2 separate regions of the Mus musculus genome follow, and region 2 is linked to region 1. The links are chromatin loops, found by intact Hi-C in ENCODE. Cell type or tissue: left cerebral cortex. All regions are shown on one strand. Links, peaks and the distances in the headings refer to the core of each region. The heading gives the core; the rest is flanking DNA. Region 1 holds the start of Agfg1 (ArfGAP with FG repeats 1). Region 2 overlaps Agfg1 (ArfGAP with FG repeats 1).

Region 1 (9,938 bases), core at 1,329-9,328:
CCCTGACCCACGCACTGCATGAATCCTTGTTTTGACTTCCCTTTGGAAAAGTTCCACGTACTGTCTAACACATAATGGGCATTCAATGGCAAGCCTACCTCTGTCCAGTTAAATCCTATACTGACTAAGTAACGTTGTCCGAAGTCAGGCATGGTGGCAAATACTTGTAATCTCAGAGGCTAAGGAAGAAGTATGGTAAGTTGAAAGCCATCCTAGCCATATGGTGGATCATGATCGAAAGAAAGAAAGAAAGAAAGAAAGAAAGAAAGAAAGAAAGAAAGAAAGAAAGAAAGAAAGAAAGAGAGAGAGAGAGAGAGAAAGCAAGCAAGCAAGCAAGCAAGCGAGAGAGCGGGAGAGCGGGAGCGCACTCGCATACAGGTACACAAGCAAACTGTCTCTCAGATGTTCCTTTTTTATTTTGCCTAAGCCTTCACTAAACAATTTATGTGTTTGTTTGTTCAAAATAAAACAATCTCATGTAACTTTCTGATTCTCTCTTTATAATCTCCAGAAAACAATTTCATTCTAACTAGTCCTTAGGCAGTGCATTGTGGCTTACCAATAATTCCACACTCAGGAGACTGAGGCAGGACTAGCTCTGTTTACAGCCAGTGCAGGCTACACAATAAGACCCTGTCTCAAAATAACAAAAACAAAAAGTAGACTGCAGCTCAAGAGATAGAGTATTTGTCCCCAGTGCTGCATAAACCAGGCATGGCAGTGCACCTTGTGAACTTGGGAAGCAGTGCCAATAGGATCAGGAGTTCAAAGCCATCCTTAACACTACAGTGAGTTTGGGGCCAGTCTGGGTTACAGGAAACTGTGTGTCCAACGACAAAAGTCATTACAACAAACCCCAGCCTCAGCCTGAGAGGTTAAACCCAGAACCTCCAGCCTGGGAGCTTATAATCCAGTCCCATGAAGGCAAATTTGTGTCTGTAGTTTATTATTTGAACATCTGTTCATAGCTTAAGTATTCTACAAAGACAAAGAGAGAAACAAACCAGTAAGTCACAGCATGACTGGTCTCCCTAACAAACACTGAACTGCATCTAAATTGCAAGTCTCTTTTAAAAGTTTCAGAATTGTGTTCATTTACTCTGAATGAGCACCATCTAAGTATATGACAAAAATCTGGAAGGAAAAAAAAAAAAAACGGAGAGATTGGCTTTGAATCTAGTATTGCCAGCAAAGGTACTATTGAAGGAATAAAAAGTAGGTTATTATATCTATCATCCTAAAACATAGAACTTGTGACAGACATTGTTTAACTGTACAGTGACACTGCTAGAGAAGTCAGGCAGTGGCAGCCAACGAGCCTTGCTTCATCCTTGTACCTACCCTGCTTGCCCTATCCTCAAATACAGTACAGTCAGTAAGTTAATACAGCCATGTGCCAGTCCCACTTAACAACCATGAGCACACAACACTGTCATCACAAATTTAAGTCTTAAGCCAAGGGGATGAACACATGCCAACATGTACATGACTTACTCTTGATTACACCATATCGTCTACATAAGAAATACATAATTATTACTTCATTCTTCCTAAGTTGTGTTCCAGCATTATGGCTTTCCAGAGATCCAACTCCTCAGGAGCTCCAGTTTCTCCACATGCTAGATAGCGCAGACACTCGCTCCATGGCCACACTGCAGCATCTGTGCTTTCTTTGCAGGAATCCGAGCCTTCTGCACTAGGACTCTAGGGATCCTAGTTCTAGCATGAGGATGGAGCACGTATTGAAGACTCTAGCTCGGGGTACACAGTGTCTGGCTAACCTAACTACACTCAAGTGCAGCTTGTGACAGTCCAGGGGCTGTAGGCAACCATCTTTTCATATGAGGGAAATAAATTATCATTTAAACCCTATCAGCAAATTGTCTTCATCTCTTGAGTCCATTTGAGTCAGGATTGAGGCTACAGCCCAAAAGGATCTGACAGGCTGATGGAGGCGCTTTTCACATCAGTGTCTTTTATTCCCTTCTCCCTCTTGTTAGCAATACCCAGTGTGCATTACAGTGTCTCAGACACTGTATGAGGCTATCTCTAGTATGGAAAACAAATCATCAGAGGCTTTTATTCTCACTATTTCCTATCTGAGAAAAAACTGCTGAGTGGCTATGTTCAGTATTAATCACATGGCTTTTAGAGGCAAAAGAAAAAGCAGGGTCACCTAGCTAAGTACCCCCTCATCTACTACTCAAAGCTGCTGCTACCTGAGACTTGTCTTTGAAGATCTTTCCTCAGACATCAACACCTCTGTGACATCTCCATATGAACTTTCACATGTTCCAAGGAACATGTTCAACATGTTCAAGAAAAAAAATCCCTTAAAATAAAAAATTATTCTGGCAGTCTAGAGCAACAGCTCAGTGCAGTAAAGGCACTTGCCACCAAGCCTAATGACATAGTTCAATCTCCAGGTCCACAGGTGGAAGGTGAGAGCTGCCTCCTACAATCCCTCCTCTGAAGCCACCCAAGTGTGATGGTGCATGCATTTGTATACACAGTACACAGAAAAGACAGAAAAGAGCTGGGCGGTGGTGTGTGTCTGGCCTCATGTTCAGGTCCTTGATCCATTTGGAGTTGTGTAGGGTAATAACTATGGGTCTGAGGCAGGGATGGTGGTACACACCTTTAATTCCAGCACTCAGATGGCAGAGGCAGGCAGAGCTCTTTGAGTTCAGGGTCAGCCTGGTCTACAGAGGGAGTTCCAGGACAGCCAAGGCTACATAGAGAGACCCTGTGGTAAAACAAACAAAATCACACTGACAGATCCTATATGTCTAATGTTTCTAAAACATTGAAAACATTTTTTTACATACTTGCTGCAAGGGAAGCACTTTATGTACTTATAAAGACCTCTAAATCATGTCAATTCTAAAGCAATAAATTATACATATGTATGTGTGTATACACATATACATTTACCAATCCAAAGACTCAAATGCATCGAAGGACCTCATGCTTTGCAAAAGCAGGACATACTTCTTAAGCACATATTAAAAGTAAAGTATACGAGGCTGGAGAGATGGCTCAGTGGTCAAGAGCACTGGCTGCTCTTGTAGAGGTCTTGAGTTCAATTCCGATGACCCACATGGCAGCTTGCAACTGTCTGTAACTCCAGTTCCTGGGGATCTGACACCCTCACGCAGATATACATGCAGGCAAAACAATGCACATTAAAAATGAAAATAATTTTTTTAAAGGGCTGGAGCTAGCTCAGCAGTCACTGGCTGCTCTTCCAGAGATTCTGAGTTCAATTCCCAGCAATCACATGGTGGCTCACAACCATCTGTAATGAGATCTGATGCCCTCTTCTGGTGTGTCTGAAGACAGTGACAGTGTACTCATATACATATAAATAAATAAATCTTTTTTTAAGAGTAAATAAAGTACACTTTAAATAAATTGAACTATTAGCTTCACCAAAGTTGCCTAACATAAGTGACTTTAACATCCTAATTTTCATTTATAAATGAAAGCCATTAACCACACATGCAGCTGTGGAAAATTCAGAGTGTTTCCTAACTATAACCCTGAAAGTAACCTCTAGGACCCTCTTACCGAACTACTCCAAAGCTGAACACAGAACCCAGACACTGGTCTTTCTTACGTATATCCACTGTCTCCATTAGAATGTAAATGCTGAGACAAGGCATTTATTTATCACCACACCCTAACTAAAGCTCATCCAAAAACTGAATAGGAACCACCCAAAATAATGTTATACTCATGAAGAACCAAAGATGCCTCCTTGCCCAAATTCAAAATGGAAGGGTGTCTGGGGGAATAGTGAATTATTGGCCATGTCAACATCCTTCAACTTTTTACAAAATTTCCTACGTGTTATGTACATTGCTATTAATATAATAAAAAATTTTGGGAGGGCCCAGGAAAAGGTTCAGCCTGTAAAAGTGAACCCAGGTATACAAAACATGCACACGTGTCCCCACACTGCGACATGCACGGTAATATTTTTTAAGACCCAAGGAATATTAACTACCAGATCATTAAAAATGCATTGAATTCAAGATAACCAGAAAATAATTGCATCTAATCAGTTCCAGAGTCACCTGCAACCTTTCCAAGTGAAATTTCACAAGAACAAAAATTCCCATCACAACACAGCTTAAACAGAGAGGCCTAGACATGCCATCTGAGTAATTTCAGGCGGTCACCTCCATCTCCTTTCTCAATATTGTCTTCCCAGTCCCCATTTCTCCAGACAGATAGGACACTTGGGTTCTGATACAGAAATCTCATCGAGCTCCATCCTTATTTTGAAGCGCACAACTCCTGATTACCCTTTTCCAGTAAAACTTTCCCCAACTGAGGACACTTGGAGCCATGCAGCCACAACCCTCGTGCTTTTGCTGCCTCCCCGCCTCACGTAATTAATCCTCTAGGGAGAACTTTTCTCCTGGGATTCACACCTCAGCCATCAAGACCTATTAACGCCCCCCGCCCGCCCCCAACACGCCCCAGCTACCTGAGTGCTGTGGACCGGAGGAAGATCCCCAGCTTTCTGCGTCCCTGCTCTCACCCTCCCCACCAGCTCCGCGGCACCGAGCAGAGGCCGGGCCCCCCAACCACGGAGCTGCGGGTCGCACAAAGGCCCCGCACCGCCCTCCCGGGGATGCTCCCCGCCTGCGCCCCCCGAGGCGCGGCCACGCCCGCTGAGCGGCGGGAAGCCGGGATGCTCCGCCGGGCCGGCCGCTGGCTGACCCCGACCCCACCCACGCCCCACCCACGCCGGCCACCCCAAGGCTGGACCCTCGCCCGGCCAAAGAGCAAGAGCATCTCCGGCCCCCAAGGCCTAGGCTGGCCGCATCCCCAACGGGCCCCGCCGCCACGGCCCGGTACCCACGACCCCCGTCCGCACTCACAGGCTGCCGGAGCAGGAGGTGCACACGAACGAGCCGACCGTCATGTTCACGTAGGTGGGGCCGCGCTGGTCGCAGTCGAAACACTTGCGGTTGTGCGGCAGCCCCGTCATGTCCCGCAGCATCTTCAGGTGCTTCTCCTCCTGCTTCCGCTTCGCGCTGGCCGCCATGGCCGCGGCTCCGACCGAGGAGGCCGGCAGGGCCGGGAGCCGGCGGCGCTGCCGGGGCCCCGCGCTCCCTTCCCACGGGCCGCCCTGGCCGCCGCCGCCTCCGCCCTCGCGGACTCCGGTCTCGGCCTCCGCTCGGCTCCGCCGGGCAGGACAAGGCGAGGAAGCTGCGCAGCACGCGCCGACCGGTCACACCAACCGGCCGGGCGGGACAACCGCCACCGCCGCCGCTGCCACCTTCCCGACTTCTCCTAAGGGGGAAAGACGAGGTGGGGGGCGGGGGGAGCGGCAAGAGGAGACCGGCCTCGGGCAGCCGGGGGCCAAGTGCAGGCTGGCGCCCTCTGCTGGCCGGGAGGAGTCACTGCGGCCACGCTGCGGCAAGGGTCGGAGCTGGGCGGGGTAGAGAAGACACAATGGTGTCAATAAATTACAGCCCTTATCCGCTGGGTGCCTGTACGTGCAAAGAGCTTCGTGTAAGCAGGCTATCTTCCTCCAGGCAGAAATGTTCCCGGCAGCTTCCCGCTGCTTTAGGAGACACTCCAAATTCTTCCCTTACAGAATCTAGCCTAGTCGCCTTCTTCCAAGTCATCCCCATTCACTCCGCTACTCTAGACTTAAATTTGTATGGTGCACTGGGATAAATTTACGACGGTATTTACCTGCCGAAGCCAGAGTTCCAACATAGTCCAACTGCAACACCCACCTTTTGAGGCTGCAGGAAATCACTGCTAGCCCCTAAGACACTGGTTCGGGTGGGGGTGGGGGTGTTGAACAACCCTCTCAGAGGGGTCACCTAAGACCATCGGGGAACACAATTTACATTACTATTCATAACAGTAGCAAAATTACAGGTATGGAGTACCAATGGAAATAATTTTGTGGTGGGGGGTCACCACAACGTGAGGAACTGTATTAAAGGGTCGCAGCAGCATTAGGAAGGTAGAGAACTCCTGCGGTAAGGTATGAGAAACCATCTGTACCTTCATTTCTCAAAGGAGTGTGGGGAGGCTCAAAAACTGAGTTACCGAATACTGTCCCAGCCCCCACTGCAAATGGAGTAGTTTTCACAAGAGGAGAATTCAAGTTTCCTAGCTGAAAATGCTGAGTCAGCCCCGGGGAACCATCGGGTTAACTTAACATTATTATAATAGTAAATGGCATTATTATTAAAGGGGGGCAGATAGGATGGCTAGTGTTTCTGAACTGTTTCCTACATGAGAAATTTAACTATCCCTAGGATCCAGAGTTCATCTTCAACAACTATCAGCTCATGTCTCTTCTTGCTTTATTGATCCCCTTGCCCAATATCATATTTATCTTAAAATAAACCCACTTATTACTAATATATATATATATATATTTCAGGACTGAGACTGTAGCTCAAAGGCAGAGTGGTTACTATGTATAGGCAGGCCCTGGTTTTATCCCTAGCCCAAGAAAAGTAAAAACTCCCTCTTCCTCTCCCCCTTTTCCTTCCCCCCTCCCTCCCCCTCCCTCTCTCTCTCTCTCTCTCTCTCTCTCTCTCTCTCTCTCTCTCTCTCTCATCTCTCCTTTTCTTTCCTCCCCTCCCTCTCATGTAACTACAGTACAGCTAGCATACAGAGAAAGTTAGGACTAATTCTTTGACAGTCATCAAATGTCCTGCCGCTGTTGAAGTTAGTGCTCAGATCATTATTTTTTTTTAATTACTACTTTCCCTTGACCGGTTAGTGTACAACTGTAGTCAGGTATTGACAGTCCAAGAATGGGGTCCCATGAAGAGATTTCTGAGTGCTTGTGAGAAAACTCCAAGTAACTTGTCCTTGGGGATACATTTTCCATTCTCCTTCCAGGTGTAGCAGATAGAACTGAGTTTACTTCACATGGCTCATTGTTATCTGTTCCTGTGCCTCCGTGGAAACGTGTGTTCTCACCTCTCCAGCTTGCCCTCCAAGTGCTGCTTGCCCTGTGACTGTACGCTTAAGTCACGTGACTCCTCTTAACCCTCAGAGTATAAATTGTCAGATGCTCCAAATAAAGTTGGCTCTGTGTGAGACTTTAGCCTACTTCATGTATCAGCTCCATTCTCTCAGACCCTAGAATCTCTCAGCCTCTAGAGCGGGGGAACCAGGTGGTATGTCTCCTGCCGTCTCTCTCTGCTCACACTCTCTCCTCTCATTGTGACATTTAGCATATCCCCGTCCTCTCCATCGTCTACAAATACGAGGTTAAGTCTAGTTTATTTGTATCTGGTTCAGTTTGGGCAATAGCATGTTTTTCCATTGGGAGGCACATCACAGGGGTGTTGTCGTGATGTTAGCAGTCATTGACAGTGATATTCTGGTTCTGTCATATCCAATTCTTTATTATTTTAGCTGAAATATTTCCATTAAAATAGACCAAAAAAAAAAAAAATGGGTTGGAGAGATGGCTCAGCAGTTAAAAGTACTGGCTGCTCTTCCAGAGGTCCTGAGTTCAATTCCCAGCAGCCACATGATAGCTCACAACCATCTGTAATGGAATCTGATGTCCTCTTTTGGTGTGTCTGAAGACAGCTACAGTATATTCATATAAATAAATGAATCTAAAAAAAAAAGTAGACAAAAAAGCAAACCTGACGTGGTCCCTTTAACACTAGCACTCAGGAGGCAGAAGCAGATGGGACTCTGTGAAGTCAAGACCAGCCCAGTTTACACATACAGCACGTTCCAGGCCAGCAGGGACTACGTGGTAAGAAGCTGCATCAGTGAGTCAATCAACCAACCAACCAATCAGAAGACCATACCCGCATCTACTAAGTATGCATCAAAAAGACAAGATACATATTTTATTCCTTGCCTTTACTTCTGAATTTCCAAGATCCCCTATTGATGAATCCCTATTGGTCGCATTTCATCTTCCCATCGCGATCACAGTTTTTTAAGTGTCCCTATAAATCAATGATGTCATTGCTGACATCATCTCACCATTGGCCAATGGGAGACTAAGTAAGCTCTAGTGTATTTTAACAAAACCTAGACTTATGATCCCGTGAGCCACCTTCTGTCAAGGTCCCAGGCTAACCAAGAGAGGAAGGCATGCAGAATGGTGGCCTATCAGAACAGAACAAAACTGCTGGCCCCTCTCTGAGGAGAGGACAGCACCACTGTCTCTTACAGGTTCCCGGCAAAAGCCTCCCACACCTCTTCCCCCACATCGCCCCTCCCACAGCCTTCGGCTTCTATTTTTGCCAGGCTCACTTATCATTTGTCTGCATTCTGGGTTGTTCATCTCTCCTGTGGTCTATCATCTAGTAAAAGCCAGAATCAACTGGAAAAGTGGGTAGCAGCAGCTTCTACGGCTGATTAAATGAGTGCTTGCGTGTGCTGTGTGTTCATTGTTGAAGAGGATGTGGAGCCAGCTGAGGTTCATATGACGTCCAAGGTGTATTGTCTAAGAAAAACTGGCCCTCTGAATGTTAGCTTTCTCACCGCACATAAGATCAACATCAATTTCTCCTTTTAAAACATCAGAGAATAACTTGGGATGCAGGAAGGCTGTGTCTATTTTCATTCCTTTAACCCTCTCAAGAACATGAGAGAGATAATTATCCCACTTTATAGACAAGGAAACTAAAGCTTTGAAAGGCTGTCTTTTTTGTGAGCCACCGGTGAGGCAGGCAGTCAAGACTCAAACTCAAAACTCGTTCCACTAGCGCCTCCATGATGTGTTTATTGGATCTGCTGAGCAGAAATTACCTTAAAAGATGTTAACTTGGCGGCCAGAATCATCTTTTCAAAATGCAAATGCAATTCAGGCATCCCCCACAGAAAGCTCCCCAAGCCCCTGTTAAGCCTTTCAGTGACTTCATGTTGCTTTTAAGAGGGGTGGTTCTTCTTTTCTGTAGCACAGATGGGCCTGAAACTCACCATGTAGCCTATGACGTCCTCGAATTTCTGGTCCTCCTCCCTCCACCTATCCAGAGCGGGATTACAAGCTTGTGTCCCATTCTCAGTTTTACGCTGTATTATGCACAGTGCCTTCTGCGTGAGAGGGAAGTACCATACTAACAACCAAGCTACAATCCCAGGCCCTAAGAAGCTCCTTGTCTACCAAACCATGTCTCCCTGGCCCACACCCCACATGCTTCAGGTACCACTTCAAGTATCTACCACCGCTGTCCATCCCTGCTTCTAGTTTTATATGCACTCTTTCCTCTAGAAGGGCCTTTCCACATATCACGGTTTTAAACCAAAGTGGCTTCTCCCATCATATCCATCATGCCCAATTCCCCCAAACACACACACACACACACACACACACACACACACACACACGTACACACAACCTCTGGATGGTCTGGAACTCACTGTGCTGGGATTTCTTTCAAGTCCTGAGATGAACACACCTGGCCCTAGGTTAAGTATTTTTCACAGATCTACCTATACAAATCCTATCCCATAATATATATTGATAGCCCATTTACCTCTTTTTTATGTCACGCAGTGTTGTAGTTATTTACATTGCGGTGTGATTTCACTTAGATCCGTCATCCTGCTATGCACACACAACACACACACACACAGACCTCTATAGGCTTTGTTTAGGAAGAGACCAGGTACTAGGGCCCAGAACTGCATTATTGCTCCAGCACCTAAAATGGTTTTGGCACTTAGAAAGGGATCAGTAAATATTACGTGGGTGAATAAATAAAACACAGCAACAGACAGTCAAATAGGAAAGCTCTCCTTGGTCTGAGGCAGCAGGGTTCAGCTTTCTGTTTGCTGTTTGGGCTCCCAGAATGGTGACAGTTCTGCCAAAACTATAGTGCTTTTATTAAGGAATTTCCAAATTCTGAAACCAAACCCCCCAGTAGTTAAAAAAAAAAATCTAAAACCTCCTCGAATACTGACTGGGTCGCTTC
Region 2 (9,938 bases), core at 1,381-9,380, 52 kb before region 1:
GGATCTGACACAATCTCAAACCAAAGTTTAAAGATTTAAGTTTTCCCTCCATGAAAACAGATGAGATCCCCAAAATGTACAAAGAGTTCAAGACTATGCCCAAAATGCAGGCAAGCCTCAACAACACCAGCTAGATTCTCAGTGGCAGGTTGGTCAGAGGGGACTAAGTCTCAGGCACGTCACCTGTCAAGTACATACAAAGCACAACTTCCCAGTAAGGATGGCACCCAACTGCAGTGCTTAAAGTAAACACCGCGACTTTAGAGTATGAGAATAGACAGCCATCACTGCAAAAATACATCCACTATAAATACAACATGTGAGAAAAGTGATGCTTATATCACTTAAACCAATGCTTTAAAATTTTTTTAAGTTACTTTCTAACAGGCATTACATACTGTGTATGCAATTTCAGCTTTTTTGATGGCACAGAGTTACTACTTCTCAACTGGGCTGGCTGTCCCTACGGAGCCTTTGGCAGGACGTGCTTTCCATCCTTGTTCTGGACCCTTCCTTTCGTTAACATTAATATGCTATGGACCAATAAATCAAGTTACCAAACTATTAAACACATTCAAAGAAATGCATATACTCTACATACAAAATTCATAACTTAGGGGTATTGTTCAAAGATTTCTTTTTAATCATTTCAATTCTTAGTTGTATTTGGTTTTGATGAAAGGGCCAGATTATCCTGGGATGAACGAGGCATTACTACATATAAATATTTAAACAGTTCATTTGAATATTAACAAAAAGATAAACTAAAATTAGTATTGCTACCTTTTTACACAAGTATTTCATCACTTTAAGGTAACATTGGGTTCCTTTTTCTTTATCCCCAAACCAACAGAAACAAATGTTTGATAGATAGTATCAGTCTGTCCAGAAAGTGAGGGGGGAACCTCAGGTGCAACCATGTCACAGTCAATGCATGTCTGCTTCCAATACATTCAAAGACAATGAAAACAGAGGGGAAAATAGTTAAAGTAGGCCTTTTGCAGTCTGAGAATTCAAGATCTTTAAAAAATATTTGTAAATACACATACATGCAAATTCTCCATATTTACAAATTTCACAAAATTAAGAAGTTGCAGAGAAATTAGAAGTAGCATGGTGAATCTGACAAGCTACATTTAAATGCTTTTCCACTGTCACATTCCTGAATATAGCAGTCCTAGTAGTTTTAATAAATTTTCTACATGGCCTTTTAAAAAAAGTTAGTCACTAGAAGTCTTTAAGAGTTCAAGATGTTCTCAACTCACTACTCATTACATTTAAGGCCACTTTGGTAAAGGCATTGCAGCAAGAACACAAAAACAATAGCATATTTTCTAAGATTTATTTTGTTCACCTGCAAACTGTAGCAAAACATGATCAGCTTTATTCCGCAGACAGGTGTCCTCCACATCTTTAAAGAACTTAGCCGTGTATGAATAGAAGAGCTCTTGAGAAGGAAAAATTCAAGAATGAATAAAACCTTCCAATTTGAATTTCCCAGAAGCAATGCTTCAAATGATTTTAATCATTCATTCCAAGCTATATGACAGCACCTTAAAAGTGGCTCATCTATTTCCCCAGTAACATTTCTCACATAACAATGTGTTAAAGTTACAAATACTGATATGCACAAATAGCTAATTTCTAAGAAAAATATGTACAGTACTGCAGCATAATGAATGTGGGATCTGCAATAACTTAACATTAGCCAATTTTTAACTTACATGATGCCGCTACCTTTTCCTGCCAATTCACAAGTGAAAAGTTGTTGCTGAGCCCTCTGTTTTGCACATATTACCTGGTGTTTAATACACAGTGCAGGCATTTTAAGGACTTCTTTCATGTTTAAAGCTAAGATCAGTGAAACAAGACAACAGTGCAAGAGGCGAAGAGATGTAATATGGTCACATAAACGTTCGTTCCGGTACAGAGTCTAAGTAAGGCTATAAGAAAGGGTTGGTGGATGAGCTTCCTGTTGGAAGTTGTCCTGTCGGCGCACCAGTCTGTCGGGAACAAACACAAGGACAAAGTCAACAGATAGAAATGATGTCGGGATGGGATGAGATGAGAGCTTTCACACACATGCACGGCTTGAATATGCCTAAAGGGGAACCTAGCACTTAAAGAAGAACTTGTAAGTTCAAATAAAAAAATTTCATTCTTAGGACTCCTCTTCCCTAAATCTAGCAGTTTCTCCTCAAGCATAATTTGACAAGCGTGCATGCATTTCATGATAAAACAGCGAATCTGGTCTTAGCTCTCTGATTTGCAACAATGTCTACAAGGCCTTGTAAGGGCCTACATACGCTCTAGCGTCCCAGAACAGAACAGGAAGTTGGTTGTGCAGACACAGCCACACTACAGCCACACTCTGGCTTCCCTAGTTTAAAAAGAAGACACAACTCATTTCTCTAAGGTTCTAAAATTCACTTACCATAAAAGGATTACTAGACACTCCAGCAGCTGCTACTTGACCGAAAGGGGTTACCACTGGTTTTGTTTGTCCAAACGTGGCGAAACCTGCACCTTGTGGTTTTTTTTTAAAAGAGAGAAAGAGAGGGGGAGGAAGAGAGAAAGAGAGAGAACAACAACCAGTTATAAATTACACTGCCACCAAGAGCCTATCTCAGTATTAGAAGTTTCATAAAAATTCTTAACAGATGGGAAAAAAAAACCAAAAAAACAAAACGAAATTAACACATTAGGTCTCATGTCTTTTTAGGTACCAGAGACAAACTTCCTATGACATGTATTTAAGGGCCTCAGAGTTCTGAAGTAATCTAACTCTACCTTCAAGGATTTAACTGATGACTATGTGACTATTTGGGACAATAAATGGATTCTACACAATACCACAGTATTTCTTAGGAAACGTCATCATTTATGACCACTCTGCACTGTATTTCCTAACTACTGAAGGCATGAGATCCACCTACATTTCTGAAATGTATGGATTTCAAAGCTAAGCAAGTAAAAAAATAGGTAAAAAGAAAGGCTGAGGGAATCTTTTAGCCTATTATAAATAAAGCGCAGCACTATCACCTATTTAGAGAATTAGTCAAAATACACACGCCCACCCTAAAAGCATACCAGCAACCATTTGCCATGGAAAAAGAAAATAAAACTAATACTCGAAGTCTACAGGACTACACAATTTGCACTTCAAGTCAAGAAACATGAGAACACACAAGATGGACTTGTAAGACAAAAGACATGGTGACTTTGAGAAGACTTTTACAGTCACCGATGTCTCCTAACATCAAGGAAATGTATTAAACCACAGTCTCCTTAAACCCACATCGCCAAAGGCTCTTCTAGTGTAGGTAGTCAACACTGAGCAAATAAAACGACTGCAGTCTTAAGGCAGTCTGTAAAAGTACTGAAATCGTGCAGCTGGCCGAATGTTCATGCTTACTTACCATTGGGCTGTTGAGAAAAGGCTGTCTGCTGAGGGAAAGCTGCTTGGGCTGGGAAGGCAGGCTGCTGGAAACTGCCACTAAAGCTGGTAGGGAGACTATACTGGGCAGGAGTGCCAAATCCTGCTGGCATACTCATAGATGCGGTGCCAAAGGTTGCCGCTGATAGAAGAAGAAAGGGTAGGTCAGAGATACCGCAAACAGTCCTCAGTGTGGCATACAAGCACTTACCTTGAAAAGACTAAGACACGTATTAAGGGCATTTGAAACCAACAAATCCTGACAAAGTCAGTACAGTTAAACACTGTCTGTGGTAACCTAGGAAGTTTTCTTCTGAAATGCAATGACCAGAGAGAAAAACTACTAAAGTTGTCATTTGAAATCCTAAGAAGACTTCCATAAGCAATTACATAAAGTCAAACAACAGCCTGGTTTCAGAAGCCAGTCATACTGTCATGTGTACAGCATTATATACATCCTGGATTTTAGGTTCTTTTCCTATATCCAGTTAAAAAAAAAACAAAACAAGCAAACTTTAACTACTAAGTACCTGCTATTGTGTAAGGTTCACTTTTCTATAGAAAAAATTTTAAGACTTCTTCAAAGAGCTCACTAAAAATTACATAATTTATAGGACAACTAGGGTGAAAGGCAGGACATTCAAAACTATACTTGTATAACTACAGCCAAAGACAAAGAAAGAAAAATTCTACTTAAAGCACCAATACAAGTATAAGAATATATTAAGTTCCTATTAACTACTTATATATGCATATACATATTTTATATATGTATATACACATAATATATAGAAACATATATATTTATACACACAACACATATACACATATAAACTCATACTTCTACACCCCCATTTCACAACTGTAAGAGAATGGAGGACAGTGTGAGCTACAGATGTTGGTGTAAATGCACAAAAATTGGAAAATAAGTGCAAAGACCATTTTTAGAAGAGATGAAGACTATCATGAGTCCCCTGTTCAATATTAGTAGATCTTCTTTGGCTTACTGTGTTTGACGGGTAGTGCCTTAACAGGTAATCTACATGGAAATCACCAATGTTTATGTGATATGCCTATGTCATCCCCCATTTACATAAACAACCACATATATCTCTTCTGCCGAACAAGACTCGTAATTGGGAACTTCTCTGGATCTGCCTCAACAGGCACAGGGACAAAGGTTGGTAAATGTACCACTAAGGCTAAGAAATTAGTTCCATTCCAGTATTGTGTCATGCAATAGCAGAATGCTGTATCAGCTATTGGTAAGAAATACCTAAAATAGCATCTTCCAATGATATGTTTGTTCTAGGAAGGGACTTAGTAAAATAAGGATATGGGGAAAAACTGAAAAGCCCATCAATTTGTTTCCCAATTTCAAATATTTTACCAAATTCAAAGCAAAGAATGTTTTACCTAAAAACAAACTGAAAAGTGTTACATACGTTATCCACAGTAATTCTAATGTTTGTGACAATGCAAATTGGTTTAACGAATCTAATTAGACTATAGGTTTTTTTTTTTAGCTTTTTACTATGGTGGGGAGAGGAGAAAAGAAAAGAAAGACCAGGCTATTGGGAAGCAAGTGAATGAAAAAAAGTCTGAGCACATTGCAAGGGAGACAGGAGGGTTTCACTGCAGACAAAATGCACTAATGCAACTGACAAGTCACTGTTTAAAGCACTCAATGCAAAGCTTGGACAGTTAGGCAAAACCAAACTCCAGATGAGCTAAAGCAGGAAAATGATTTGGTACATCAGAAAGATATCACTTAAAGGTATTATGAATTTAAACATAAGAAAAATGATCAAAACAGCTATTAACATTCTACCGTGACCATGGAGGTAAGCAATGCTTTTCAATATTAAAGCATAAATCATTCCATAGGATACTCATGTTACTTTAAATACAATGTGACCTTAATGCCACACATCCATGCCCACTCCATATTAAAACATGGAAGTAACTTAATTCCACATGCAAGGATCCAAAAGACTAGCAGAAGCTTCCACAAGCAGCTAGACATATTGCCACACAAATCTAGTTGTGGCCACCTACCAAAATGAGCGTGAGGAAACACTTGAGAATGCATTGCTCCAGAAAGGCCTTATGGGAAGCCATAAAGAGACCAAGGTCAATTAAGTTATACACAGCTACTGTTAAAATAAAAGTTAACTGGTTTCATTAAAGCTTTCTAGAGTTAGAACACACAGTTGCCCATAGGTGTCACAGAAATATACAATAGAAACACACCCCAACATCAGACTTCATGTTTCAATTACATTCATGACATTGGAATGTGCCACTTTTAACAGTTTAGAAAAATAAATGCCAAATGAAAAAACACTAATGAAATCCATTCTTAAAAATCCTCCGTAGTTGGTCACAGCAGCCCATCCTTTTAATTCCAGCATGGAGAGGAAGATTATCTTTGAATGAGATCAGCCTTATCTATACAGCAAATTGCAGACCAACCAAGCTTGCAGAGTGACACTCTGTCTCAAAATAAAAATAATCTTAGCTTTCTTTAGCATTTGAAGATACAACCATAACCCTAAAAACGGTACAGTAAGAACCAGATATGGGCATACATATGAAATCATGACAACAGCAGAAAGATCAGTAGTTCAAGGCCAGCCTCAGCTACAAAGTAAAATTCAGGGCAGCACCCCACCTCTCTCACACCACACACACACACACACACACACACACACACACACACACAGCATCATGAGACAAATCCAAAAATGTTTATCACCTGAAACTCCAAATCTTAAACAGAGTCCCTGAATAGAGATGGTTTAGTGCTTAAGAGCACCAACTACTGGAGGTCCTGAGTTTAATTCCAAACACACACACGGTGGCTCACAACCATCTCTACTGGGATCTAATACCCTTTCCTGGTATATGTGAAGACTGCTACAGTGTACTCATACACATACAATAAATATTTTTTAAAAAATCAAGACATAACTAGAAATATCTAAAGATAAAAGAGCTAAGCATTATGAGGAGAAAAATCATTAATCATGCATATGCTTTAGTCTACTTAAAGCATCATAGACAACAGAATGGAGAAATGTGTCCTGAGCACAGCTCACCAGGGGTACCAGAGGGCAGAATTACATGCATATATTTAACTAATGGAAAAAACATGGCTTACTAAATTCTAAAACTGGTGTTTTGTTTAAATTAGGGTTATTTCTATGCATTTTGCACTACAATCCTTTTTTAGATTAGCACAAATCTGAATGAGGCACACACTGATGGAAGAGAGAAGTCTGTGTCTTAGTTCTGGTACTTTCTACATCTTTCAGTTTCCTCATTGCAAAGAGAAAGAGAGGTACAGAGATAATAGGATCTATGTATTTGCACAAAACTGCTATAAAAATTAAGTGTAACAATAAGTTAATGTACTATACGGAAGCAAGAAATATTTTTCTTGCCAATTTAAACAGATTTTATACTACACTGTACATTCAGCAAAATGCCCTGTTAATTCCAGACTGGGTAAGCAGAGACACAAGAATCCCTATGGCTTATAGGTCAGTGAGTGTAGCCTAACTGGTGAGCTCCAGGCCAATAAGAGACTGTCCCAAAAGAAGTGGATGGCATTCCTGAGGATGATAGCCAGTACTGTACTGTCCAATCACTTTATGAAGATCCCTATGCAAGCATACCTCTCTCTCCCTCTCTCTCTCTCTCCCTCTCTCTCTCTCTCTCTCTCTCTCACACACACACATACACTTTTAAAAGTTTAAGAGAAAAAAACAGTTGACAAGGAAGGGTTCTGTAATAAAGTTTAGTCAATGTATTTTACTCTTCTTAGAAATCCAAAGGCTTCCTTCGACTACTCTTGCATCGGTAAAGCTTGTTAAACTGTGCTATCTCAGTGTTCCCCCTATACCCTTACTAAAGCTCAGAACTCTTTCTATTGACTAATGAGTTAAAAACCTCTTAAAGCTGGCAATATGGATCACCAGGTGAAAGTGTTTGCTGCATAAGCCTGAAGCCTGGCTTCGGTCCCTAGATCCTGCAACAGAAGAACTAATCCTAAAAGCGGTTTTCTGATCTCCACACAAGTGCTACAGGCCATTTATCATCTCCCACCCCCACCCCAGTTTCTCTATAATAAAACTATTTTTAAAACTTCTCAGTGAACAGTGAGCGTTAACCAGTATTAACCACTACTGTACTTTAGTCTAACACAGAGTTGACATCCTAGGTTGATATTTATTTTTCAATCTTCAAGAGCACAGAACTGTTACACTGTTCTTCCAAAGCTATCTGAAGGAGTTTTTTTACAGAGTTAACATTTTTGAGAAGAAAGAGGCCTCAAGTAATCCAAGTGCTGCAAAAGACTAGGTGCTCTTGAGGATCGTGCATTGTCAAAGCTGTGCAGTACTGCACTTTCAACATTTGTTTCAGCTTAATCAATTCAATAATAACCTAAGAAAGAATCCAGTGTGATAAAGGTGTCAAAACACCTTATAATGCAAACATTACTTTAAAATAGACAGCCATTGTGGCACGTGCCTTTATTACGAGTATTCAGAAGGCAGAGGTATACAGATTTCTGAGAGTTCAAGGCTATATACCAAGTTCCAGGACAGTCAGGGTTCCACAAAGAAATTTTATCTCAAAACAAAAAATTACTTTGAAATAAAATTTTGTAGAGAGAATATTTTCTTTCTGATAAACTTTAAAATTAAACAGTGCTTAGATAAGCTATGGATTTTACATATAGTATTATAGTCTATGTAGAATCTTAGCTCCTAAAATACTTTCATATTGGGCTGGAGAGATGACTCAGTGGTTAAGAGCACTGACTTCAGAGGTCCTGAGTTCAATTCCCAGCAACCACATGGTGGCTCACAACCATCTGTAATGGGATCTGATGCCCTCTCCTGGTGTCTGAATAAAACAAATAGATCTTAAAAAACAAGCAAACAAAAACTTTCTTATTTAAAACCAGAAGACAGTAAAGAGGTCGTGAGGGACCCCTAACTCTGATGCACACAGTACAACACAATCACACAGTGACTTAAAGCTTCTGACGCCAGTCTGGCTGCCCAGGGAGCACTGCTCACACCAGAGAGAAGCACAGATTTAGTCAGGCAAGGTGTAATTTGAGTTTCTCTTCTTTTGGTTATCTCTATAAACTGAACAATGTGCTGTGGTAACTTTAATACAGCAAGCACACATTAGGAAAAATGGTTCTCTTTTTCTACTATCTGAGTTCCAGTTCACGATGGATTAGCAAGAAGCACTTTTATATACCTAGCAACCCCACCAGTCCCTAAACAAATCATTTTTTAATTAAATCCGATAGGAATTTCAAATACTTAAATTATGACTAAAATATTTGTATAAATGGAAAATAATACTTATTATTCAGACTTGTGATACAGCAGTGTTTAATTCTTGTTTCTCTGTTTAAATAGATTCTCCCCATAGTAGTCTAGACTGGCTTCCAATTCCTGATCCTCTGTCTATCCCTCATGGTTGGGTTTAAAGACAAAATACCACCATGGAAGCTCTACTATCATAATCCTTAGTCTTGCCAATAATAAAGACATTTGTCTTAACTACTAATTCTTAATGATTTAGGTATATTATAATAATATACTCTTTGGGAAGGTGGGGATTTTAGGCATAGATTTCTCTGAGTAGCCATGGCTTTTCTGGAACTCAACTCTGTAGACCAGGGTGGCCTCAAACTCAGAGAGACACTCCTGCCACTGCCTCATGAGTGATAGGAACTTAAGGCATATGTCACCACAGCCCAGCCTATGATGATATACTCTTAAAACTTCACACCTGCCGGGTGGTGGTGGTGGTGGTGGTGGTGGTGGTGGTGGTGGTGGTGGTGGTGGTGGCGGCGGCGGCGGCGGCGGCGCACGCCTTTAATCCCAGCACTTGGGAGGCAGAGGCAGGTGGATTTCTGAGTTTGAGGCCAGTCAGGTCTACAAAATGAGTTCCAGGACAAACAGGGCTATACAGAAAAACCCTGTTTTGAAAAACAAAACAAAACAAACAAACAAACAAACAAAAAACTTCACACCTACACTTGCTTCAACTAGAGTTGAAGCTCTCGGTCCATTACTCTGAAACACAGAAAAAAGCTTACAAAGTCTAGACTGACCACACCACCTGTAACTGCTGCCATGCCATGCCAGGCAATGACAGTAAGAGAGAAATGGAAGAAAATCAATAATAAATAATGTGACTGGCTTGCGTATGTAACAAGTATAGAAAAGGGGGAGGGAGGATAAACAAAAGTAATGAAAAAAGGTACTGAGAAATAAAATATTCAAGTACTGAACTCCAGAATAAGTGGGGATATATATATATATATATATATATACACACACACATATATATATATATATATATAGTTTAGTTGGTACAATGCATGCCCAGGATGCAGGAGGACCCAGAGTTTGATCCTCAGCTCTTAGTTAAAAAAATAAAACAAAAAAATAGGAGCCCTAAAAAAGAG

The links. A loop is a pair of places that touch in the nucleus more often than their neighbours do. Peaks named below come from ENCODE experiments on the same cell type or tissue, not always from the same donor. Only the 100,000 strongest peaks of a DNase experiment are listed, where the experiment ranks them.
Region 2: a loop joins it to region 1, with 2.2 times the contacts of the local background. A loop is called at or near these places in 5 of 42 quality-filtered maps.

What each region holds. Positions count from the first base shown.
Region 1 is chr1:82,834,844-82,844,781 of GRCm38, reverse strand. Agfg1 (ArfGAP with FG repeats 1) reads right to left here and starts at 5,322. Exons shown (of 13, transcript NM_001368850.1): 1 at 4,893-5,322. The coding sequence starts at 5,059. Gm34450 (a long non-coding RNA gene) reads right to left here. Exons shown (of 6, transcript XR_865579.2): 6 at 8,727-9,938. In left cerebral cortex, for the core only: CTCF peaks have their summits at 3,376 and 5,417 (motif pointing left); DNase peaks (open chromatin) are centred at 5,389 and 8,192; H3K4me3 peaks cover 1,979 bases; H3K27ac peaks cover 1,524 bases.
Region 2 is chr1:82,887,064-82,897,001 of GRCm38, reverse strand. It overlaps Agfg1 (ArfGAP with FG repeats 1), which reads right to left. Exons shown (of 13, transcript NM_001368850.1): 11 at 3,420-3,578; 12 at 2,435-2,526; 13 at 1-2,003. The coding sequence ends at 1,944. Among named protein-coding and RNA genes, the nearest start is that of Agfg1, 53 kb to the right of the region's middle. In left cerebral cortex, for the core only: no CTCF peak of the experiment used is centred there; no DNase peak of the experiment used is centred there.